5 separate regions of the Mus musculus genome follow, and regions 1, 2, 3 and 4 are each linked to region 5. The links are chromatin loops, found by intact Hi-C in ENCODE. Cell type or tissue: left cerebral cortex. All regions are shown on one strand.

Evidence for each region. Peaks named below come from ENCODE experiments on the same cell type or tissue, not always from the same donor. Only the 100,000 strongest peaks of a DNase experiment are listed, where the experiment ranks them.
Region 1: a loop joins it to region 5, with 3 times the contacts of the local background. A loop is called at or near these places in 2 of 42 quality-filtered maps.
Region 2: it touches region 5 in a loop (10-fold over the local background); 11 of 42 quality-filtered maps call a loop at or near these places.
Region 3: it touches region 5 in a loop (4-fold over the local background); 10 of 42 quality-filtered maps call a loop at or near these places.
Region 4: it touches region 5 in a loop (3.0-fold over the local background); 9 of 42 quality-filtered maps call a loop at or near these places.

Annotation. Positions count from the first base shown.
Region 1 is chr3:90,430,471-90,435,470 of GRCm38, reverse strand. It overlaps Ints3 (integrator complex subunit 3), which reads left to right and starts at 1,835. Exons shown (of 30, transcript NM_145540.3): 1 at 1,835-2,667. The coding sequence starts at 2,521. In left cerebral cortex, no CTCF peak of the experiment used is centred here; DNase peaks (open chromatin) are centred at 888, 1,806, 2,360 and 2,557; H3K4me3 peaks cover 2,683 bases; H3K27ac peaks cover 1,488 bases.
Region 2 is chr3:90,488,626-90,493,625 of GRCm38, reverse strand. It overlaps Snapin (SNAP-associated protein), which reads left to right and starts at 2,613. Exons shown (of 4, transcript NM_133854.3): 1 at 2,613-2,794; 2 at 3,032-3,078; 3 at 3,354-3,472; 4 at 4,033-5,000. The coding sequence starts at 2,652. The coding sequence ends at 4,134. In left cerebral cortex, CTCF peaks have their summits at 2,122 (motif pointing left), 2,396 and 2,596; DNase peaks (open chromatin) are centred at 2,125 and 2,561; H3K4me3 peaks cover 1,158 bases; H3K27ac peaks cover 955 bases.
Region 3 is chr3:90,410,523-90,415,522 of GRCm38, reverse strand. It overlaps Ints3 (integrator complex subunit 3), which reads left to right. Exons shown (of 30, transcript NM_145540.3): 4 at 1-30; 5 at 281-365; 6 at 1,927-1,993; 7 at 4,178-4,322. Among named protein-coding and RNA genes, the nearest start is that of Ints3, 21 kb to the left of the region's middle. In left cerebral cortex, a CTCF peak has its summit at 2,693 (motif pointing left); DNase peaks (open chromatin) are centred at 1,377 and 2,693.
Region 4 is chr3:90,511,746-90,516,745 of GRCm38, reverse strand. It overlaps S100a1 (S100 calcium binding protein A1), which reads left to right and starts at 2,416. Exons shown (of 3, transcript NM_011309.3): 1 at 2,416-2,545; 2 at 4,597-4,750. The coding sequence starts at 4,610. It overlaps S100a13 (S100 calcium binding protein A13), which reads right to left and starts at 2,311. Exons shown (of 4, transcript NM_009113.5): 1 at 2,281-2,311; 2 at 1,727-1,988; 3 at 704-896. The coding sequence starts at 856. In left cerebral cortex, a CTCF peak has its summit at 2,304; DNase peaks (open chromatin) are centred at 1,825, 2,357, 2,835 and 4,290; H3K4me3 peaks cover 2,347 bases; H3K27ac peaks cover 2,427 bases.
Region 5 is chr3:90,650,505-90,655,504 of GRCm38, reverse strand. It overlaps S100a7a (S100 calcium binding protein A7A), which reads right to left and starts at 1,203. Exons shown (of 3, transcript NM_199422.1): 1 at 1,164-1,203; 2 at 1-67. It also overlaps the pseudogene Gm19739. In left cerebral cortex, a CTCF peak has its summit at 2,426 (motif pointing right); a DNase peak (open chromatin) is centred at 2,433; H3K27ac peaks cover 346 bases.

The DNA of each region.
Region 1 (5,000 bases), 220 kb after region 5:
CTATTATTATTATTATTATTGTTTTTTTTTCAAGACAGGGCTACTCTGTGTAGCCCTGGCTGTCCTGGAACTCACTCTGTGGACCAGGCTGACCTCGAACTCAGAAATCTGCCTGCCTCTGCCTCCCAAGTGCTGGGATTAAAGGCGTGCGCCACCACTTCCTGAGTGAATGCAGCTTTGCAGATGGAAGGCAAGCACCCCAGCGCCAGCCCCCACTACACTATACAGTGCTTATTTAAAGATGCTATAAAGCACAATTGTGGTGGTGCACACATGCAGTCCTAACTCTTGAGAGGATCAGGAAAGTCATCCTTACCTACATAGGAACAAGTGTCTCAAAAAACAATAAATGAATTTTTAAAATTAAAAAAAGCACATGGAAGTTCCCTGGCAGGGCATTTACCTATTTTGAATTCCTGAGTTCAATCATCAGTACCACAAACAAACCCAGTACACTTCAAAAAAAAAAAAAAAATGGAAAGAATATTCAGTATTATACATCTTTTTTCCTTCCTTCTTTTCTTTTTTCTTTTTTTTTTTTTTTTTTTGTTTTTTTGAGACAGGGTTTCTCTGTGTAGCCCTGGCTGTCCTGGAACTCACTTTGTAGACCAGGCTGGCCTCGAACTGAGAAATCCACCTGCCTCTGCCTCCCGAGTGCTGGGATTAAAGGCGTGCACCACCACGCCCGGCCCTTTCTTTTTCTTCTTTCCATCCAATACATGTGTCCCGGTTATATTAAGCTATTGTAATGACTTGTTTGTAGTTCCGAGGCTGAATCAGTCCTTTACCTAGAAGTTATTCAAAGCTTACTCAGGAGGATTGTAGAATGCCAGAAGTGTATTTGGAGATCGGCCAGTCCGGGTCTTATTTTATTTGTAATTAGGATACAGAAGTCCCTGGGAGGCAGAAAGAATGCCACAAAAGTGAGGCCAGCTTGGGTTCAAGAGTGCTTCACTCCCAAAACAGTAGCTATGGAACTTGGAATTCTTCCAAGGACATTGTTAACAATTTACCTGCCCACTGGCCTTGAAAATGGATAGTGCAGGAAAATAGGCCTATATCTACAAATGGGGGACGGAAGGGGAACATGAATTTGATGGGCCAGCTTCCCACGTATTAGGATGGCAGGCATATATTACCACACCCACCTTAGAGCTGTGGACAGCAATAGGCTCATACGCCTAAAAATGAAAAGTTCTGTTGAGAGACGCACGGTAAAAGAACTCTCATACAATCAAGCCCTACTATGATCACAACAAACCACAACTCTCAATGGATTGTGTGTGTGTAAATACAATAGGCTTCAGTGACATTTGTCAGTCCCAGAGTCTCAAAAGACGAGGTCCCATCACTTAGTAAACTGTGTTAAAGCGAGTGCTGGTACGATTCTAACTATTTGGTTTGCACTAGAGAATCAATGCACTTTTTTTGTTTTCAAATTGTTACTAATAATTGCACACCCAAGAGCTCATACAATCGGCCGCGTGTAGCATTTTTAGTTCAGGAAGTAGCTTCAGACCCTGAGGGCGTTTGCTACGCGACTGCGTAGGGGTTGGGACTCGGCAGCTCCTTTTCCTGAATAGACACTTATGGGCTAGGTTTCCATCCTCCCAGCCTACTACCCAAGGACAACGTTCCGAACACCTGTAGGGAGTGGAGCAAGAGGGAAACGTCGCGCATGCGTGTTGGCGCGCGCAGGCGCAGCCCGGCTTTTTCCGGATCGCCCAGCAGTAGCACCCACTCCGTACCTCCCGTCCCGCCTCCAGATGCAGAGGAAGGATGCGATTGGGCACACTTGTTGCCCGTCAGACCAGACTCAATTCTTCTCCCTACAATTGGCAGCCCGGGAAAAGGCCAGTCCGCCGTCGTCGGCTTACTCCTTAGAGACCTGGCGCCACCGCGGAAGCCGCTATTGGCGGACGCCCGGGACCGCGACTGCTCACTTCCGGCGCCGGCGACGACTCTGCCCGCTCGGGCACTCTCAGCCTCCCCCGCCCTTCCACCATGGCCGCCTCTGTGTGGTGTGGGGAGAAGCTGGTCCTCCCATAGCGCTCCTGCTGCATCCTCACCCGCTAGGGGCCGGATTCCAAGGAACCGCGTTTCCCAATCCCGCCGGGAAGGTTTCCCACTCCCAATTCAGGGCCAGGACTCCTTCCCACGCCTCGAGAGGCAGAAACTTAGGGTTTCCCCTCCTTTCAGGATAAGAAGCCAGAGGGTTTCCCCCTCCACTTCTGCAAGGGTGGCAGCCTTGCCTATCTCCCTGCAGGACACAAGACCCTTAGTCTACCATACTTCTGCGCAAAAGCTTTGCCCCAGCCCGGCCACTCCTGAGGGAGCATCTAGAGAACCCGCGCCTTCCCCCTCCGCAGGAGAGGAGGCAAGAGTGCGGAAAGCCAGGCCTGTCGGCCTCCCTCCCACTTGTTCCTCTTGCTCCTCGTCCTTGGCAAGCCAGAGTTCTCCATTTCTAGGACTTAACACCCGTCTACTCCCTTGACCTCTTCTGGTCTCTTGGCTGCAGCCATGGAGTTACAGAAGGGAAAGGGGACCGTAGCAGCTGCTGCATCAGGAGCAGCGGGAGGTGGAGGAGGAGGAGCGGGAGCAGGAGCCCCAGGAGGGGGGAGGCTGCTACTTTCAACCAGTTTGGATGCCAAGGATGAGTTAGAGGAGGTAGGTGTGGGGGGTGGGGAAGGGAGTAAGGAATTGGGTTGAGGAGGGATGCTGGATCGCATATGGGGTGGGGGTGGGGAGAAAAGGCCTTCAAGTTTATTTTATTTATTTATTATTATTATTATTTTTTTTTTGTAAGGCAGAAACATTGCTCTTGCTTCCTGCTTCTGGAGGAAGAAGTGTGGGTCAATTTCCTGGACAGGTTGCCCTAGTAACAGCTGCCGCTATTAAGAAAATGGGTGTGAGGGGTGTTGGTTACAGAAGGGATGTAGCATCAGTACTGACCAAAGTTATTTTCATTTCTTCCCACATACACACCAATAGCTATCTAAAATATCCACCCTATTTGAGAGTGTTAAGTTGAAAAGTATATATGTGTTTACAGGCAGGTGTCTGAGGATTGGCAACTTCCTACAGACTTGGCCCCTCTTCTTAGATGGTATCATTGACTGTGTGTGGATACAGACACTTGTCAGTGATTTTAACCGAGCATTTATAGAGTGAGTGAAGACTTACAAGTAAGTAGTATCTAGTTTGGTAATATCAGTCATAGCAGTGGGGTGAGCCAGTATATAGGGGACTGCTTTCCTTAGTACCAGAGAGTACATACACACACGAAGGAGAGGTACGGGAGGCAGAGGCAAGTGGATCTCTGTGAGTTTGAGGCCAGCCTGGTCTACAAAGAGAGCTCCAGGACAGCCAGGGCTACAGAGAGAAACCCAGCCTCAGAAAACAAAACAAAACAAAACAAAACAAAACAACGACAGGCAGACACAGAACATGAGTGAGGAGGCTTGTCCCTTCCTTTTCTTTGCTTGGTCTCACCCTGTGCTTGACTAACTAGAGATGATCTGTGTAGCCACTTCCACAACTTACACACAGGAAGACGTACTTAGGATGTAGGACAGACGGAGGCATGATTGTTGAACTGTTTGTAAAGCCTAAAGCATTCAGTTCCATGGTTACCCAAGGATAGGGGGAGGAAATGAACAGGCCCTGTCCCCTCACTCACAGGCTGTTTCCCTGACACTATGTCACAGTCCTTTATCACATGCCAGAGTAGGCAGGTAAACTCAGAGTTGAAAAAATGTGAGATTGCCTTGCGTGGTGGTTCCCATCTGTAATCCTAGCACTTGGAAGGTTGAGTCAGGGAGAAAGAGAGAGATAGACTGAGAATATGAATGAGGATGAATGGTGAGTGTGTAGAGAGTTCTAGGCTAGCTGGGGCATCATTAGCTAGATCTTGCCATCAGAAACAAAAGGCAGAAGAAGAAGATACAGTAGATCGCAAGATGATGGCACATACACACAAAAAGAAACTTTATGGGCCTGCACTAGAGGCAGAGGAGTATCTCTGAGTTCAAGGCCAGCCTGGTTTACATAGCAAGCTTTAGGACAGCCAGGACTACAGAGACCCTGTCTCAAAAGAAAGCAGTGAACTTGAACCAAACTGGTCTTATAGCAACTGTGTGGTTTATCTGCCAGCAGACGTCTGGCTGGCTGGAAAGTGAGTTATGTTTTCATTGTATAATTCTATAAGCATTTAGACAAGTTTGCTATTTCTGTTCTTCCTGCTCCTCCTCCTCCTTTTTCTTCTTCTAATCAAGAAGGCATAATTAGAAATGTAAACAGTACTTCTAAGCCAGGCACGGTGGCCCAGGCACAGGTTTGTAATCCCAACACTCCAAAGAGACTGAGGCAAGATGATTGTAGGCTCATGACCACTGTGTCACCTTGTCCTACCCAGCTACATTTTTTTCCTGTTTCAATTAAAACTTTGTGTGTGTGTGAGTGACATATGTATGTGGTGTGCACATTCTGAAATGTATGTAGAGGTCTGAGAATTATCTTTATGGGGTTGTTCTCTCCTTCAATTTCTTGCAGGTTCTGCAAATTGAACTTGGGTCACTATGTTTCTACAGCAAAGCTCTTTATCTGCTGAGCCTCTCTGCAGCTCTGTTTTATTTTTCAGATAGTATCTAGTAGTTTGTCTAGTCTGAAACTTCTCTCTCTCTCTCTCTCTCTCTCTCTCTCTCTCTCTCTTCCTCTTCCTTCCTTCCTTCCTTTCTAAGACAGGGTTTCTCCGTGTAGCCCTGGATATCCTGGAACTCACTCTGTAGACCAGGCCTCTAACTCAGAGATCCGCTTGCCTCCCAAGCACTGGTATTAAAGGTGTGCACCACCACTTTCCAGTTACATCTGGAACTTAACTGTGACCACTTTGACTGTCAAGTATTGAGCCTGGTATTCTAGCACCAGAGCTCAGAGGGTAAACAGTCAGTAGGTGACTGACTGTCTCTGATCCTTCCATCAGAGCAGCTGAAAGACAAAGG
Region 2 (5,000 bases), 160 kb after region 5:
CCTATAGGTGGAACAACATTATGAACTAACCAGTACCCTAGCCATCCCTGTCCTAGTCTATATCTGGGTTTCACTCTTAAATCCATTTATCTTTAAGGCATATACAATTTTGTGCATATTTGATGCCATTAAGAATATTCTTGGGTGAGAAAAAGCTAAAGAGATGGTTCAGTGATTTAAGAGTACTTACTGCTCTTGCAGAGGTCTCCAGATGGGTTCCCATATCAGGAAGCTCCTGTTAACTCCAGCTCTAGGGAATCCAACACTCCTGTCTTCAAAGCCCCAGGGGATTTTTTGTCTCTGAGCACTCTCACACGCAGGCACACACACACCTGCACCTAGTTTTCAAGTAGTGATTTTTACAGCAATCTGTCAGAGAGCTGAAGCAATGGCTTAGGACATGATGCTTTTTCAGAGACCTGGTTTGGTTCCATGTACCCTTGTCAGCAGCTTACAACTGCCTGTAACCAACTCCTCTGATCTCCCTAGGAACCTAATATGTACATACCTTTCCTCACACCTGCATATACACACCAAAAAACAAAACAAAGCAAAAAGGTAGAGCCAGCAAAATGGCTCTGAAAGTTAAGGGGCCTACTGCCAAACCTGAAGGTTCAATGCTGGGGACCCACATGATGGAAGGAGAGAATTGACCTCTCACAAATTGTTCTCTGACCTCTACCCATATGCCATGGCAAAGGTTTCCACACACACATGAACACACACAAAATAAAACTGAAAAACAAATCAAAAACAACTTTAGAAGCTAAAGCTGGTATAAGCCTGAACCTGAGGCAGGAGGATCACATACATAGTCAAGGCCTGTGTGTACTACAAAGCAAATTCAAGTCCAATCTGGCAATTTAGTGAAACCTTATCTCAAAAAGTGAGGTGGGGGTAGAGGGAAGGTACAGTAGGACTATAGCTCAGCAGAACATTTGTCTAGCAATCACAAGGCCCTGGTTTCAAGCCCCCCTCAAAAATTTCAGCAAAACAAAAAACCCTTAACTTTAAATCCTGTCATGGTGGCACAGACCTGTAACTCCAGCACTTGAAAGACTTAAAACAGAGCTTGTACACTATGCCCCTCCTTAGAATTGGGAACAAAACACCCATGGAAGGAGTTACAGAGACAAAGTTTGGAGCTGAGATGAAAGGTTGGACCATGTAGAGACTGCCATATCCAGGGATCCACCCCATAATCAGCATCCAAACGCTGACACCATTGCATACACTAGCAAGATTTTATCGAAAGGACCCAGATGTAGCTGTCTCTTGTGAGACTATGCCGGGGCCTAGCAAACACAGAAGTGGATGCTCACAGTCAGCTAATGGATAGATCACAGGGCTCCCAATGGAGGAGCTAGAGAAAGTAGCCAAGGAGCTAAAGGGATCTGCAACCCTATAGGTGGAACAACATTATGAACTAACCAGTACCCCGGAGCTCTTGACTCTAGCTGCATATGTATCAAAAGATGGCCTAGTCGGCCATCACTGGAAAGAGAGGCCCATTGGACAAACAAACTTTATATGCCCCAGTACAGGGGAACGCCAGGGCCAAAAAGGGGGAGTGGGTGGGTAGGGGAGTGGGGGTGGGTGGCTATGGGGGACTTTTGGTATAGCATTGGAAATGTAAATGAGCTAAATACCTAATAAAAAATGGAAAAAAAAAAACAGAGCTTGTGAGCTCAAGGCTAGCCTTGGTAACACGGCAGGACTTTCTCTAACAAAAATAGCAAATCTTTAGAAATAAAACTCGAGGGCAGTGGTGGGATACACCTTTAATCCCAGCACTGGAGTTCAAGGGCAGCCAGAGTGAGTTCCAGGACAGCCAGGGCCACACAAAGAAATCCTGTCTGCAAGAAAGAGGGAGAGGGAGATAGATGGGGAGAGGGCAAAAAAAAAAAAAAAAAAAAAAAAAGAGGGAGTGGGAGAGAGGAAGAGAGAGAAAAGAAAGAACCCTTAACATGAATATTACATGGCTTTCTCATCAATTCCCATGGAGAAGGCTATGGACAATAGCACTTAGATGGCTCAGCGGTTAGGAGTACTAACTGCTCCTGAGTTCAAAACACAGCAACCTTCAAATCCCAACAACCACATGGTGGCTCACAACCAGCTGTAATGAGATCTGATGCCCTCTTCTGGCGAGTCTGAAGACAGCTACAATGTACTTACATATGATAAATCTTTTTTAAAAAGGAAAGAAGGAAGAGGAAGAAGAGGAAGAAGAAGTAGAAGAGGAGGAGGAGGAGGAAAGAGAGAGAGAAAGGAAAGAAAGAAAGGAAGGAAGGAAGGAAGGAAGGAAGAAAGAAAAGAAAGAAAGAAAGAAAGAAAGAAAGAAAGAAAGAAAGAAAGAAAGAAAGAAAGAAAGAAAGAAAGAAAGAAAGAAAGAAAGAAAGAAAAGATCAGCCTGGTTTACATAGTTACAGGGCAATCTATCTCCAGAAGTCTAGATCCGCCCCCTACAGGCCCATGGAAGAAGAGGCTCTGGTCCCGGCCCGCTTGCCGGGGCTCACTGAGGACTCCATTTCCCAGCTATCCCACTGCCGTCTGGGCTGTATATCTAAGCGCCCTCTCGCGGTGCACAGCGGCGGTCTGGAGTTCCCGGCGACCCTCGCGGCAGGCTGAGGGCGTCAGGGCAGTTCGCGATGGCCGCGGCTGGTTCCGCTGCTGTGTCAGGGGCCGGGACCCCAGTGGCGGGGCCCACAGGCCGCGACCTCTTTGCCGAGGGGCTCCTGGAGTTCCTGCGACCCGCGGTGCAGCAGCTCGACTCTCACGTGCACGCGGTCAGGTGCAGGACCGGGTTGCTGGGGGCGGGGCCTAGGGAACTGGCTTTGTAGGGGCGGGGCCCCGAAGAAATACTAGATACATTCTTGAGACACTGATGTTGAGACTGGGTAAATAGGCGGAAGGGCCTGGGTGAGGCCTTGAAGTTGAGGTTGGCTTGTCTCAGTATTTGGGGAATAAGTAGAATTCGTTTCCCGCGTCCCAGTCACTGACCGTTGTAGACTTTTGTACCACTTTGCAGAGAAAGCCAAGTAGAGCTCCGGGAACAAATTGACAACCTAGCTACAGGTGAGTGAGCAGCCAGGATACCTAGAATCCCTGATCTCACTTTCGGGAACTTTGTTTCCCCAGGTTTTAGGCTAAGTTTCTGTCACTTGCTTCTCAATATCAGAACTACCCAAGGACTCCAATTTCTGGGGATATTTTAGGACAGAATGGAAGAAGGGAAGGTGTCTGTGGCCCACACAAGACTGCAAGAGTATTTTTCATCCCATTCCTCTCTTCCATTCCCTAAGAACAAAAAATGAGCCATTAGATGTTGGTTGCCCATTTCCTCTTCCCAGAACTGTGCCGGATCAATGAGGATCAGAAAGTGGCCCTGGATCTGGACCCCTATGTTAAGAAGCTGCTTAATGCCAGGCGACGAGTTGTCTTGGTCAACAATATTTTACAGAATGCACAGGTAAAATAATAAAATAGTAATAATAATAATAATCCCAGCAGTGCATGGTGGTACATGCTGTAGTTTCAGCATTTGGTAGGCTAAGGCAAGAAGGATGGCTTGAACTTTGAGCAGAGCCTGGACTATCAAATCAGCTAGGGCTACATAGCATGACCCTCTTTCAAAAAAATTTCTTCTTGTTTATCCTGCTTTATGTCTTCAACACTGTGAAGCAACTATGGGGGAAAAGAGTGGTGTTAACTAATCTGATAATAAAGGCCCATATTCCCCTCACCCCATTACTAGGCCTCAAACTAGACAAGTGCCAATTCTTAACTTCTAATTCTTAACTTCTAGTGGCTGTCATTTACAAGTCCATTTTAACGTAAAGGGCTGGCTTGAAAAGAGCCAAAGCCAGCTGGACATATAAGCAGGCAAATTTCTGAGTTTGAGGCCATCCTGGTCTACAGAGCAAGTTCCAGGGCTACACAGAGAAAAAACAGTCTGGGGACAGGGGCAGAGGGGACTCAGTTAAAACCTTTTACAGCAGTCATTAGATTCCCCATCTTCCTGTCTTACAGGAACGACTAAGGCGGTTAAACCACAGCGTGGCCAAGGAAACAGCTCGCAGGAGAGCTATGCTGGATTCAGGAGTTTACCCTCCTGGTTCTCCAAGCAAATAAGCACGGGCCCGTGACCTGAGTATACAAGTACAATTCTCCAACGGCTTTGTCTGGTAGACACGAGAAGATTCCAGGAAAGTCTCTGTAGACCTTTGATTTTTTTTGCACTATGTACTCATTCATGTAGCCGCCTCAAGAAACATGCGTACGGCAGGACTATTTCCTAAAGAACCTCCATCACAGCTTGTCCATCCAAGAAAGAGCCTCTACCTTTTGGGTTTTGTTAATCTTGAGACAAGATCTCAGTATGTAGTCCCGGCTGGCCTCAAACATGTCCTCTTGCCTTAGCCTCCTGAATGCTGGGATTATAATAGGCATGTGTCAGAGTGCCGGGCTCAAGCCTCTATATATTTCCCCCAAAGAATACTAAGTAAATTAGGCATCGTGTGGTAGAAAATTGAGAAAACACCAGATTTAGTGAGAAAGTATACTCCTATTTCTCCCCCTCTGCTTCACCACAGTTCCTCTCAGAAGGTAATAACCTTTCCAGGATCATCTTACACTCTATAATGTTTAGGTTAACTCCTATTAACAAGTTTCGCAACTGTTGCCTTCATTGCTACCCAAGGAGAGCATGCCAGATAGCGAGGATCCAAGGTCAAGGCAGAGCCTTGACAGCTAAGAGTCCTAAGCTTTTGCGATTTTTTTTTTTGTTTAGACTACATATTTTAAGGGCTAGAGGGATGGCTCAATGGTTAAGAACACTGGTGATTCTTCCAGATGGCGTCCAGTGCTTAGCGCCCACATGGTGACTCACAGCAGCCTCTAACTCCAGCTCCAGGGGAACCCAATGCCCTTGTCTGGCCTTTTGGCCCAGCACACACACACATATGATGCAGATATATATGCAGGCAAAACAACCATCC
Region 3 (5,000 bases), 240 kb after region 5:
TTGAAGCTGCAAGATACCTGCCGTACTCAGGTGAGGCCAAAAGCAAAGAGGGGGCACTGGAGGGTCACTAGAGCATGTGCCTAGCACACACAAGGCCTAGATTCAAGCTCCAGCTCCAAACAAGAAAAGAAAACAGCTCAGAGGTGTAGGCTGGAGGTGAACCTTCTAAAGAGAGGCTGGGGAGGCAGCTCTGTTACTGTGCATCTAAACTGTGCACAATTGAGTTGGCTCCTTTTCCAAATTCACATCTCTGCTCTGAATGTCTTTTTCTCTCCTTTAGTTGGTGTGGTTGGTTCGGGAACTAGTAAAGAGTGGAGTTCTGGGAGCTGATGGCGTTTGCATGACATTTATGAAGCAGATTGCAGGTAAGCTTGCTAGCTAGAGCACTAGAAGAAAGGGAAGGAGCCCAGAGATAAGTCTAAGCAAGGGCTGAGTACCCGTGAGGAACTCAAGTGATACGGTTTGGACCCTAGTGTAGATGTCTCCTGGCCACATATGTTGCAGAAGAAAATGGATCAGAAAATCACAGGGGTCTTTGGATTAGTGAGTCTTGCCTTGGTTTCTTTCCTGCTAACTTAAGAGCTGACCAGGTTTGGTCTGTGTTAGCCACTCATCTCTCTCGAGTTGAGCAGCATGCTAGATCAGGAAGGGGGTGCAGAGAGAATCGAGTGAAGCCATTTGCTCTCTGCCTTTCTGCTTTCCCCGACTCTGCCCCTGTTCTAAACACTGGGTCGCTAGTGATTTTGGCATTTTGGAGCTAGTCTGAGGGACAGTGTCACGGAATAGTCCCTGACATTTAGGGTTTTTCTAATCTTCGAATCCGTGACATCTTTCTGAAATACTGAATATGAGAAAAGTCTGCTCAGGCCACCTCTCCTGCTTTGAGATTGTTTGCATTTTGTTTTCCTGATTAAAACAAGAAACAAAGCAAAGTATTAATAATAATAGATAAAAATGAGGCCAACTCTGTGGCTCTGCTTCACCATCAGCGTCTGGGTTCTGTTTCCTGTGGCGATAAGAACTGTACCTAAGTTCTCGTGAGTTTGGGCAAGCACTCCACCTCTGGAGTATGCCGTGTCCAGCTCCTCCCTCCCCCCCACCCCCCTTTTCTTTTTAAATAAAACAAGTCCTGCTATGTAGCCCATGCTGGCCTTACACCCACAGTCCTCCTGCGACAGCTTCTTACCTGCCTTGGCACCTGGCTGTGCTGTGCATTTTCTTCAGGATTTTCTCTTTACACTGATGTCACTGCGTCACATGTATGGCCCTAATCTTTGTGATGCAACTAGGTGAACACTAACCTTGTTTTTCACTGAGATCCAGAGCAATGTGTAGCCTTGGTGTGCTGAGTATTTATTTTTATTCTTTCTTGGCACTTTCTTAACTGTTTGACACTCTCAGCCCCATTTCTCATTCCAATATTTTTATCTGGCAACACTGCATTTTAATTCTGCTCCAGGGATTTCAGTGGCAAGATCCAAAGGCTGGTGTATAGATATCCCTTAGCCTGTCAGAATGCTGAATCCCACCCTGACTCTCAGACAGTAGACTGCAGCTGCTCTCAGCTGCCTGCATCTTTTAGGCCCTGGTTCAGATACCGCCTTTTCAGCTGGGGCGTCTAAGGTCTGTTTTTCTCAGTCATCACTTTTCAAGGACAAAGCATTACCTCTGCAGTTCTGGTGGATAGAACAATATCATCCTCTCTGGTTTGGGGGGGAGGGCAGCAGTTCTAGAACATTCTTTCTCTCTCAAGGCAAAGGGAAAATGTTTACATCCTAAAAGAGAGAACGGTTTATTCTAGCATTCAGGGCAATAGTGGTGGGAGAGTGGACCATCGGGATGACTGAAGAGATTTATTCGATTAGCTGAGTTGCTAATTAGAGCTACTGTATTCTGATTCTTCCCCCTCCCACCCCTTGAAATCAGGTGGCGATGTTACAGCCAAAAATATCTGGTTGGCAGAAAGTGTCCTGGATATCCTGACGGAGCAGAGGTAGAGTCTCCCATGAAGGGTGGGGCTGTGAGGGGTGTGAGTATGGGACATGGGAAAGAAAGGCTGGTGGCTCAGAGCACTCTGAGGCCAGGGGAAGGTGTGGCAGGCCTGATGGTGGCAGATGGAGAACTAAGGTCAAAAGATGGAGGAATGGGAAAGAAGGCGCTTGCTAAAATATCTCAGAGCCCAGAAAATCTGGTCTCATCTGATAAGGGTTTATTTTTGACCCAGACCTCCTTGGAATGTTTATGTTTGGGGGGACTGAGAGGGAAATGAGCTCAGCAGAGGGGCCAGCCAACCACACGAGCCTGGCAGGTACCATACGCTCCTCCCTCCCAGCCTCAGGCCAGCACATGCTCTTTTTTGGAATGTCACAGGGCCAATGTAGGTGACTAGGGAGCAGAGAATCCTGCTATAAAGTGACATGGGGCCACATTTGAACTTCTGGCTCCTGTTCTCCAACAAAGTGAAGGGCTGTGTGAGGGCCCTTCTAGTATGTAAATTTGCTTGTGGCTTCCCCTTGATGCTAATAGGGTCCCAGTTTCTGCATCACTTCTTTTAGTGACTCTTTCTGAGTAAAGACAACAAGTAGCCAAATGACTGAGAGGCCTAAAATTCATATTCATTTCAGATTAAAAGGATGGTTTCTTCATAATCGAGAGCTATGTTCTGCCCAGCCCTGCTCTGTAGTGCCACCTCGTGGCCTGGATCCAGTTATGCAGCTGCCCTGGGGCTGGTCATCACACTAGCAGTGGGACTTCCTAGGAGTTTCTTACTTGGCCTCTGCTTCTTTCTCTTGGTCTCTGTGTTTCTCTGCTGTCTTTGGTGAGAGGCTCTCCCTTTCATCTGCTTCTCCTCTTCATTGTGCCATCCTCATGGCACATTTGTGCCTCTGCTAGTGACCTTCCTCCAAAGTGATTTTTCTCATAATGTCCCTCGTGTCAGATTCTGTTGTAGCTGAATTTCCCATGCAGGGTCACACAGCAGCCGCATGGCTGCCTGAGCCTTCACACGTTGGGTGAAAGGGAACACCTTGGCACTGAAGCCTGTGTTCTGCTTACCACCCTGTTTTCCTAACCTCTCCCAGTATTTCAGGGATGTGGGGTAAAAGGAAGTGCATGTCCTTGGCTAGCATTTCCATTTTGTGAAAACAAAAGGACAGTACTGGGCCTAGTAGTGCATGCATATAATCCTAGCATTTGGGAGGCTGAGGCAGGGGAATTACTCTGAATTCAAGTCTAGTCTGGGCTATATAGCAAGACTCTCGTTTCAAAAAACAGCTCACACATACACAAAAGAAAAAGAAAGAAGAAAAGAAGAGGCCTTGGCCTTTTAGTTAATTAAGTAGCTTGATTACTTTTCCTGAATCAGGAAGTTGCCTGGTTATATTAATTAAACTCTTCCTCTAGCTCCCTGCCTTTCAGCAGGGGTGTCAAAGCAATTACAGCCGACTTGGCACTTAGACCCTCCCCACTGAGCCTTTACCTTTGTCCCTTTTGAAGCAGCGGGAAACAGATAATGTTTTTATCACTCTGTTTTCCACGGAAATTCTGAAACTGGGGAAATGGGCTTTGCCATCTAAAATCAGATGTCTCCCCTACACCCCCAAATCCTCCCCGATTTTGGGTTAGGGCAGGCAACTAATTATCTGAGGGTGGGGTGAATGGTTAGAACCTGGGAAAGGTTTGTGGTTTGGGGGCTGTCGTAATAAACCTGGTAGAGGCACAGCACAGCACAATGTGTTCTAAGAACTCCAGGGCCTGGAAAGGTCCTAGAAATCCCCAGAGGTCTTTGCATCATACTTAAGAGAACTACTGACCGAAAACACTTTCCATAGCTCAGCAGGAAAAATGGAGCTTACCTCTCTCCCAAGCCTAACATACACCGCTTCAGCTATGATATGCTCTGGCGGTTGAATGAGTTAACAAGCACAGCTACTTTATTGGTAGCTGTGAATGTATTTATGTTATAGGAGGCTGATTTCATTTGGTACCTACCTTAGTGAGGCATCTGTCTGGTGAGGGAAATTAGTTACCTTTACCTGTTAGTCAACTCATAGTCGGGTATAACAGCCAGAGTGAAACCCTCAGAAGCCAGAAGCCGTTCTCAGTGTGTGTCATCACAGCAGTATGAGGGTGAGGAGGTCTAGGCAAGCAGTCTGTGCAGTGTCTTCCCTTCCTGCAGGGAGTGGGTGCTGAAGAGCAGCATCCTCATTGCCATGGCTGTGTACACGTACCTCCGACTTATTGTGGACCACCATGGGACTGCCCAGCTCCAGACCCTTCGGCAGAAGGAAGTTGACTTCTGCATCTCCTTGCTTCGGGAACGGGTAAGGGAACAGGACAAACAGTATGAGGAAGTGATGCCAAGATGTGGTGTCCGTGTGGCCTTTATGCTTCTGGGCCAGAGATACCTTGTTAGGGGTGCAGGTGGTTCAGATGTGGTATTTTCATCATCCCTGGACAGCTCAGGAGCAAAGGACAGGGAACCGGAGTGGAATACCCCCTGCTCCTAGAAATGTCAGATATAATGCCACCATCCGCAGGGCTTTTCTGGTCCGTTCCAGCTTACATTGTTGTACAACAGACAGCTGCTATTGTGTGTCCACTGTTACATGAATCTCACCTCCCCCAGAAGTAATTGTTGTGTTTACTTGGGTGGTTACGAATTATTTACTATAGTTTCTCCCAAGAAAGATATTCTAACTCTAAGCTATGAGGACACTGACTACATAGGAAAAGTTAGTTAAAAGAAATATCAGATCAGAGTTCAGTAGTTAAGAACAGGTGCCGTTCTCACAGAGGACCCGGATTTGGTTCTCAGCACCTACATGGTGGCTCACAGCCATATAGAATTCCAGTTTCAGGGGACCTAGCACTCTCCTCTGGCCTCTGTAGGTATGTTGTGCACATATATACATGTGGGCAAAAACTGATACACATAAAATAAAAATCTCTCTAAAAAAAATTCAAAATGCATTCACATAATTGTATAGGCACATGTCATT
Region 4 (5,000 bases), 140 kb after region 5:
TTACATGCCTGTGAATTTTCATAAAGGATGTAAAATAAACTGCTAGCAGACTAGAATAGGATGTAAACTTAGAGTCAGTAAGTTAAACCCCTCCACACACATATCTGTGGAATGATTCCCTTACTAAGGGGATACCACAGGGAGTAGAAAGTAGTCATAGGTGTTCCTTACAGGCCTGAGTATACCAAAAGTATAGCTCACTATACCTTTATGTATTGTTTGTTGAGAAAGAGTCTCCCTAACCTGGCTTCAAAACCTGATCCTTCTGCCTCAACTTCCTGAGTGCTGGGATCACAGGCGTACGACATGCACCACCATGCCTGGCTTATAGTTTTATTTTTGTTAAGCCTCCTTTCAGTTTTTACTGTCTGTAAATCTTCGAGAATTCAAGTCTGGGTCCAGTTTTATGTTGAGAAAATGAGACCAGAGAGACATAGGCAGGACTTAACAGCATTGTTCAACAGAAGCACAGAGCCCAACAACAGCCTGTTCCCAACTGCAACAACACAGAATGTTTGCTCATACACACACACACACACACACACACACACACACACCACCTACCTGAGGCACCTACCTCACAGAACCACCTAAACATGCAGTCACTCACACTGTTTTCTGTCACATTACCTGTTCAGTGTCATCACCTGGCGTGCATAGAAAATCTTAGACCTAGAGCCCAGACCTAGAGCCCTCTACCAACCTTGAGCAAATGAGGCAGTTGCTGAGTGGCCAGTTCCTTAAATTCATTGATGTTCAGGCTGCCTTTGCGTCCTTCCCGCCCTGCAAAGGTGAAGAAAGTAGAGACCACAGTCTCAATGGCCGCCTCCAGTTCAGTCAGAGTCTCTGCTGCCATCAGTATACCAAAGCAGGAGCTGATGTCCACACAGATTGACCTGACAGGAAAGAAACAGACCAGGGGAATCAAGGATCCAAGAATGGGTGAAGTGGCTGCCTGGAAGGGTAATGACAATACTGTCTGTTCCAACAGTATTGCAGTTGAGGTTCGCATCAGAAATCATCTCTATCTGAGTGCCCTTTTGGAGTGTCTGTCTTAGGGATGGCTCTGTAGTGATCCTTCCATGGGACAACCACTCTATCTGTGACAGTCTTCCTTTGGAGTCCTCTGAATGTGCTAACATCCCATGTAGGGGCTCTGTTCTAATGGTCCTTTCTCTCTGTCACTCCCTGCCTGAAGGTCAGGAGGTTGTTTGTCTCCAATGTTGATTTGTATTGAGACTGGAGTCTCCACCCTCCCCACATCCTGGCTAAGGCTCCTAGTAGAGAAGCCTAGAGCTGGCAAAGGCCCAATTGAGGTCAGGGCTGGCTCAATTGGGCCAGATCCATCTTCTCTGCCCCATACCCTCCCTACCTCTGGCTATGGAGGTCAGAGTCTGCTCAGCACAAGAACCCACCGACCTTCCCTGCTACTGTCCATGACTGACAAGATCTAGAAAGGGACTCTTCAAACTCCTCACATCCACAACCCACAAAGTGTTTGGCCTGGACACCAGGGCCTTCGGGGGTCCAGGAAGGGAAGAAACATGCCCACTCGTCCCCTCATTTCTGTCTGTCCACCCACCCACATACTCCTCCGGGGACCGTTGCCTGCTCTCCTAAAGTCACTTCCTGAATCTCTGCCTGAACCCGCTTGGAAGGAGGGACCCGGGAGCTGATAAAGAAAGGAAGGTCTCCAGGTTCTCTGCAGTCAGGAAAAGTAACTCACCGGGAAAGAAGGTGGGATGCAGCTAACCGATCTGGAGCCCTGAGGCTGAAGTTTATAAGCACCAGGCAAGGCGAGAGCCACTCCCAAGTCTGAAGTGTCAAGTTTCCGCCTCCGCTGAGGGGACCGCCCCTGCTGTCACTAGCCATCCCAACACAGCGCCACGCGACTGGGACACAGCCTGATCAGGAAGGACCACAGGGTCTCATCCCTCCCAATTATGAGGGCTACTTGGGAGTCTGTGTTAGAGGGACTGCTACTGCTGCTTGAAAAAGATTAAAAAGAAAAGCAAACAAAATATACTTGGGGGATTCAGCACTGAAAAATCCCCTTCTGAGAAGGCAAAGAGATCCAAAGGCACTCGGAGAGCCCCAGACTAAGGGTCCCATAGTGGAACTCCTATTGAAATTCTTCACTGAGTTCCGAGACAGAAGCCCCTGTCGGAGGCGCACAGGCTAAGCACTCCTGGGCAGAATCCTTCCCTTTCCCTGCTCAGCCCGCACCGCAGCACCCAGCACCATAGCACCCTTCCCTCGACCTCCTTCCCTTCCACCTACTTCCCGCTAGGCTCAGGGAGGTGGTGCAAGCAAGAACGGAAAGAAACACAGGACAGCCCCTTCCCTCCTGGGAGACAGAGGGCGCCTCTGTCCACTCCTGGCCCTTAGCCCTTTGGGTGTCGTTTGTGAAGGGGTGGAGCCGTTGGGGAGGAGGTCGGTAGGGAAAGACGACTAAAAGACAGGTCTCCTCACACCGGTCCAGTGGCCACATTTGCAGCGTGCCCTTCTGTCGAGAATCTGTTCCGACGTCAGGCCGAGGCCAACCGTGAGTATCCTACCCTGCTTAGGATAGGTCTCTCTGGCTTAGCCAGCCTGGAAGAAAGGGAACTTCAGAAGGACCCCAAGAGCCCTGGAAAAGGATACTGTGGTGTCCGGGAGGAGTCGGTCAAGGGAAAGAGCAGTTCGGGAACTAGGGATGATGAAGTTTGGAAAGTAGTGAGAGGAGGTGAGTGAAGGTCAGAGAGCTGGGAGCGTGTGGTGAATGAGGGCGCCACCCAGCTTCCAGGCTACCAGGTCTTCCTACACAGAATCCTGTGTCTCCTGCCAGGGACGCCAGTCTCTAGGTGTGGGCAGGGAGGAGATACAGCCCTGCTCCTTCAGGGTAAGAATAAGAAAAGCTGTCCCTGCCCCTTCTCCACCCTCACTCTCTGCCTTCTCAAGAGCCAGGGAAGGCTCCTAGCAGTGGAGCTTACGTCATGTGGTATCTTTCTTAAAGAAGGGGGTCTGTGGCGGTGTGCACTGTCCCATCTCTGCCTCACAGACCTCCTCTCTAGCCCTTCTTTCTCAGCCTTGACCCCCTCTCCTCTCTCCCCTAATTTTTCCCTCTTTGTTTCCCACTGCTCCAAGCCCAGATCCTCCCCTACATAAAATTCCAAGCTGCTAGAGGGTTCCAGGCAACCTCCAGATGCCCCTCATAGATGAGAATGGTAACCGAGCCGCCCAAATTCCTCCCTTGAGCACCCTCTTATCCCTTTGATCAGCCTGGCTTGAATTCTCTCTCCCACTGTCTCTGTAACAACTGCTTCTTGTGACTGGAGTTCAGGTGACAGTCACAAGGGCTCCACTGAAGAGCTGGCATGTCATCTAATCAGGACCCATTGTCCAGAATACTCAGTGGTGAAGAAGGATGAGGACACCTGAGCTGAGACACATGAGCAACCCCTGAGGCTGTGGAAGGCATGACCCTCCCAGGGCCGAAAGATCGAGCCCCCCACCCCACCCCAGTTTAGTAGTCTCTTCTCAATAGACTTCTCCATTCTCCCACTCTCGCCCAGCCCTTGAGCTCAAATGACCTCATACATTCAGCCCTTTATCAAACACAAACCAGCCCTAGCCTGCTCCCACTGGAGCTACCGAACCAACGCTGGCCCGTGGCAGCAATGGACAGCATCAGGAAGAACACCTACAAAGCTCGTCTCCAAGGAAAAGCCTCAGACATCTCTTCTCCCTTCCTTCTACCTACCTGATGGAAAGGGATGATTTTGCAGAGAAAAGGACTAGAACAGGCAGTCATGTTAAGAATACCGCCATACCGCCCCCCCCACCCCCGTCCCCCAAAGAAGCCAAAATGGCATGCTGAAGAGAGAGGGGGAACTCAGACCAGTAATCTCAGCACACAGAGACACGACTGCCCAGAAGCTAAGGATCTGCTTGAGCTAATTCCAGGACAGCACAGGCTACAGAGTGTGACCCTGCTATAAATAAATAAATCCCAAGCACAAAAAGATGGAGATGTAGCCAAAGGGACCTGGGCTGAATCCTCGGTATCTTAAGAGGAAGAGCCATGCTTGCTGACAGGAAGCTTGGGAACAGTAAGACACCTCTTCCTCACTGACCCCCCATCAGCTCACCAAAGGTATCAGACTTCTTCCTGGGGTAGGCAGAGGAGATCGTAGCCCACTTAGTAGCAACAACAAAGCTTAACTGTGACAGGCCTGGAAGGTAAAACTAGAGCTCGAAGCCTGCCTGGTCCTGTGTCCACCCATGTCTCCCCTCCCGCTCCCCAGCCTTGAGTCAGCCACTGCAGATGTCTTTTGCAGGCTTCTGAAGACAGTCCAGTTCCTATTGCTTCATCTCCATGCCTATCCCTGACTCCCTCTGACGGGGAAATGATAGAGGGACCCAAAACGCTGGACCAGATTTAGTGCTAGGGTTTCTCCTACACTGCAAAATCTGAATGAAAGATAAAGTACAATGAGGTTCATCTCGCAGCTATTTGAGCGAATCCAGGGCCAGGGCTGAAGATTTCCCTTACCCAGACCACAGATGTCCTGAATCTGGTTTATAATTCACTTCCATCTTTGTGGGAATGGGTAGGTGTGCTGCTGAAATGGGCTCTGAGCTGGAGAGTGCCATGGAGACCCTCATCAATGTGTTCCATGCCCATTCGGGCAAGGAAGGGGACAAATATAAGCTGAGCAAGAAAGAACTGAAAGACCTGCTACAAACTGAACTTTCTGGCTTCCTGGATGTAAGCACAGGATTGAGGTACAGGGTGGAGGAAGGGGATGTAGCCCCAGCTGGCATGGAACTTGCTATGTAGATCAGGCTGGCCTTGAACTCAAATAGACCTACCTGCTTCTCTCCCCCACTGAGTGCTAGGATTAAAGGCATCGCTGTGCCCTAAAATGATTTTGTGTGTGAATTTTTAATTAAATGAAAGAAAGTCTGTAAGGTTCCCAGCTTGTCACAATGTAGACAATCATGTATGACAACAGATG
Region 5 (5,000 bases):
TGATGGACCCTTCAGGGTACAGGCAGATCTGCAGAGCAGAGGAGGAGGCTCTGGGACAGCGGAGAGTCTGTAAGGAGGAAGAAGAATCAGGTCTGCTAACTGGAGGGATTCTTCCTCCTGGAGACATCTCCCCCCACCCCGCGCGCCCACCCACCCACCCACTTCCCTGTGCTGCATCAGAAAGAGGCCTCCTTGGACCCCTGCTGGTCCCATGTGAATTTGGTTCAGTAGCTCTGCCCGCAACAAGCTTTCCTGCCTGAACTAAGAGTGAGTCCCTTCACTGGAACTGAGGGCCTTCCTGGGTCCAGGAGTGGTCTCCTCGTTGCTAATAGTCAAGATCTGAACAAACTAAAGATGGTTTGAAGCAAGGCACTGTTTTGGTTGTGTACAATGACGATGTGGAAATCCTCAAAGAGGCAAGATCCCTTCCCCTACAATAAACTACTTGATGGGACCAGCAGAACATTAAGGTAATTATACTGCGCAGGAGAATCAGACTGGGCATTGTGCTGTTCGTGCGTTTTCTCACTGGAATATACAGACAGACAGCACAGCCATTGGCACCTTTGTCCCCACCACTGACATGTTATCTTCTCTAGGCGTTGACACACACACCCCAGCATAAGTCTATGCTCTTGTGAGCCCTATCCTGTGGCCTACTCACAACTCTATGCACTGTCCATCTGATGCCCATGGCCACTCACTCCATAGAGGTGATAGGAAGTAACAGCCTTCCCTAAACCCTGTGCAAACAACAATCATATCAACCATACATTCCGCTTCTTCTGGACCAGATAGATGATAGGCAAAGTATCAAACCTCATCCCATTTAATCCTCACAGGACCCTGAGGAGTTGATCATCATGACCCTATTCTCCTGGAGGGACAATGAAATCCAAAGAGGCTAGGGAATTTACCAAAATTACACAGCTGCTACACCTAGAATTGGCCTTGAATTCTTGTATTTGTGGACAAGCCCAAAGACACGCTTGTCCTCTGGGATTTTAAACCACTTTGAGGCCACAGTTCTGTTGTTGGAGCACTTGTTCATACTGTGCATGTTCTCCATAACATACAAGCTAAGGGTCTCTGTTCTCTAAGAGCTGCACATACCCAGCACAGCCCATACCACCCCCTGAGATCGTCTTGAAGGAGACACTGACCTGTTGCTCTTGGTGCAGGGCTGCTCAGCATCCACAGCCTGGCCTCTGTACAATCCTGGAAATCAGACAAAAGGCAGACTTCTGAGGAGGGGAACTTCTACCATGCTAGACATCCTGCCCATTCCCTGCCCACCCATTTATGACAGCCAGTGAGTGGCTTTCCACGGGTTCTTCTACAGCAGGACCAAACCTTAACTGCATTCCTGGAATGACATCGTCATACTCCTGGCTTTAGGGACCCACCTCCAGGACCTGAAAAACCTAAGAATCACCAAGGCTTCATTATACATCCACTGCCTCCAATCAGAGCTCACCATCCCACCCCACCTCCTAGCCCCAGGGACATCCTTAAAAACAGCTTCCTTGGACACCCTCCCTCAATTAGTGAACCTCTGAAGTCCACAGTAATGAATCACATTCATCCACTCAATCAACAAATATTTCATGAGTATTTTCAGCATGTCAGGCCCTCTACTAGGCAACATGAATAAGACACTTGGCCAGCTTGCTCACAGGATGGGGTTGAAGAACAGGGCTGACAGTTATACATGGACACCATGTGCCCTAGGCAAGTATAGGACAATCAGGGTACCCATCAAGGGCCACCTCCTCCCAGAAAAAAATAATTGGGGAAGACAACTTAGGGAGGTGTTATTTGAGCAGTGTCTTGAAAATAAATGTTGAGTTGCTCTGGAGAATAGAGTAGCTCTTGGCAGAGGGGACTGTGCAAGCAAAGGCTTGGAGGGATGGAACAGTACGGCCTGCTCTAGACATGGAGTTGACATGGTACACATGCATGCTTAAAAGGGCAAAGCTCTGGGTAGCAAACACATGAAAGGTAAAGGCTCTGTGCACCTAGCCAATGCGGAACCTTGACTTTCTAAGTTTAAAGAGCTAAGATATTGCTTTAGTAGACTGGATGGTGTGTGGAGGTCAAGACCTACTCTCTCTCTCTCTCTCTCTCTCTCTCACACACACACACACACACACACACACACACACACACACACACACAGTGCTAGGATCAGTTTAGACCATTAGGAAATAACGAACTGCAACCTAGAACTAACTCTTAGTAGACCATAACTCTTAGTCCAGACCTGTACATCTGGTCTCTACACAAATGCCACTTAACTATGAAGGGAAAATTAACTCTCCTTCTTCATCTCACCCCAGTACAAGCCTTCTCTCAGTGGCAGCTTCTGTCTGACCATCTCAGCCCAAGTAGCACACAGGACCGCGCAGGCTGATGAGTGTATCTCCCAGAAGGTGGCGCCAAAGATCAAGCAACTGATTGAGAGTCTTCTCTGCATCCCAGAAAGTTCCCCAGAAATTGAAGGTACAGAGTAAGTGTACTAGAGTCCCAGGGCTCAGTCCCAGCACCACAACAACCATAGCATAAAGACACACTTAATAATAGCAAATACTTAACCTAGTACCTTTTCCAGTTTGCATTCCTCTAACGACACAATTTCCTCAACAGACAAGTGGCTTATCAAACCCCTATTGTCTTTCTATGCTAAAAATATGGCTCAATTTTCTCAACTATTTGGAAATGCCAAGCTAGAACCCTAAAAAACTTTATTAAATATCTTTGATTTGTCCATCATTCACTGGTAATTTATCTCAAGAAATAGACTAGCTAACGGTTTTAAGCAATAATTAAGAAAATACTCAAAAAGAAAGAAAATATTCACCACTGTAATGTCTATAATTTAGATGCACAGGTAAATCATGTAATTAACACTTTCAGTATTTATACAAATACTCTATAGTATTTTGTATTTCACCTCTAGTTATCACATGTGGAATGAAGATCCAATAACTAGCTGCTTGCCAGATGCCAGCACCTCTTCCTGACTTGTCTCCCTCCCTGGTCACAACCCACCTCCTCCAGGGACTCTCTGCACCTCCTCCTGGCCTCTCTCTTTATGATCACACCTCACTTCCCCCAGGGACTCTATTCACCTCCCCCTGGCCTGTCTCCCTCCCTGATCACAACCCACCTCCTCCAGGGACTCTCTCTGCACCAAAAGTGATTCAGACACCAGGTTATGCTACCTGCACTTCCTTCCTGGCCCCATCCTCTAAGATCGCACACGCTTAAGGCTGCTTTCAGGGACCACCACCTGCTTCTGGCCCCTTTCCCTACTCTGGAACTCACCATATACCAGCCCCAGGGACTCCCCAGGCACTATGTGTGTATATATACACATAGTGCCTATATATGGAGAGAGAGAGAGAGAGAGAGAGAGAGAGAGAGAGAGAGAGAGAGAGAGAGAGAGAGAGATTTGGAGAACACCATAGAAAAATCTCACCTCTGAGGCATAGAAGGAGATTGCCATAGCAAAGACATAGAAAATATGTTCAGTAAATCATAAAAGAAGGACTTCTAATCGCGTTCTTCCAGTCCTGGCCTTTCTCTTCTCCATTCCTCCGCCATCGTGTGCGCTATTCTTGATTCGGTTTCTCGCCATGTCTTCTCACAAGACTTTCTGAATCAAACGATTCCTGGCCAAGAAACAAAAACAAAATCGCCCTATTCCTCAGTAGATCCAGATGAAAACTGGTAACAAAATCAGGTACAACTCTAAGAGAAGACACTGGAGGAGAACGGAGCTGGGTCTGTAAGGATTCACACAATGGCAAGACTGAGGATTTATACTGAATTGTCATCAATCAGTCCTACCTAGAGACTTTTCGTGTCTTAAATTAGGATGTTTGTCCAGTAATAAAATATAGACCCTTTCAAAATGAAAAAAAAAATCATAAAAGTTCCCAAACCTGGAGTGAGAGCTGTCTATTCAGGAGAAGTCTATAGAACACCAAATAGATAAGACCAAAAAAATAAAATTTTCATGCTGTATTATATTTTAAACATTAGAAACACAGAATGAGAGAGGGTATTGGAGCTGCAATATAAAAAGTCTAATATCTTAAAATTGAAGAAAAGTAAAAATAATTCACGATAAAAACAAATTAAAGGAACCTATGACTCCTAAACCAGTTCTACAGAGGCTTCCAGAAGGAATACTTCAGTATGGAGAGAAGAATAAACACAAATAAACAATGCTAGGATAGAAAAGACCATAAAATTAACAAAACGACAGAAATTAATACACACATTTGTTTGTTTGTTTGTTTGTTTGTTTTTCAAGATAGGGTTTCTCTGTATAGCCCTGGCTGTCCTGGAACTCACTCTGTAGACCAGGCTGGCCTGGAACTCAGAAATACGCCTGCCTCTGCCTTTTGAGTGCTGGGATTAAAGGCGTGCACCACCATGCCTGGCTCACACATTTCTATAATAATTCTAAATACTAATGGCCTCAAAAATATCTTGAAGAAAAATTAGCCAGGAAAATGAAAGACCTGTACAATGAAAAGTTTAAAACACCAAAGAAAATTTGAAAAAGATATCAGGGGATGGAAAGACCTCTCACCCTCATGGATTTATAGTAGGATGATTGTGAAAATGGCCATCCTACCAAAAGCAATTTATATATTCAGATAGGTCCCTATCTCTTATCTTTTCTAACAGTCAGTTATAAAATGAGCCAAAGACATTAATGTAAAACTTGAAACCTTGAAGCTGCAGGAGGAACACATGGAAGAAACACTAGGCAAGAACATTCTCAAAGGGACTCTCATAGCTCAGAAAATAACAGCAAGAAGTCAGAAATGAGATCGTCTGGAATCTAGAGGCCTCTGCCTAGCAAAGGAATAACCAAATAGTGAAGAGACATTGAGATTATATCTAAGATAATTAAGAACCCAAAATTAAATATTAAGAACCTAAATCATCTCATCAATAAAATCTACCAAACAGGTGGTTCTCAT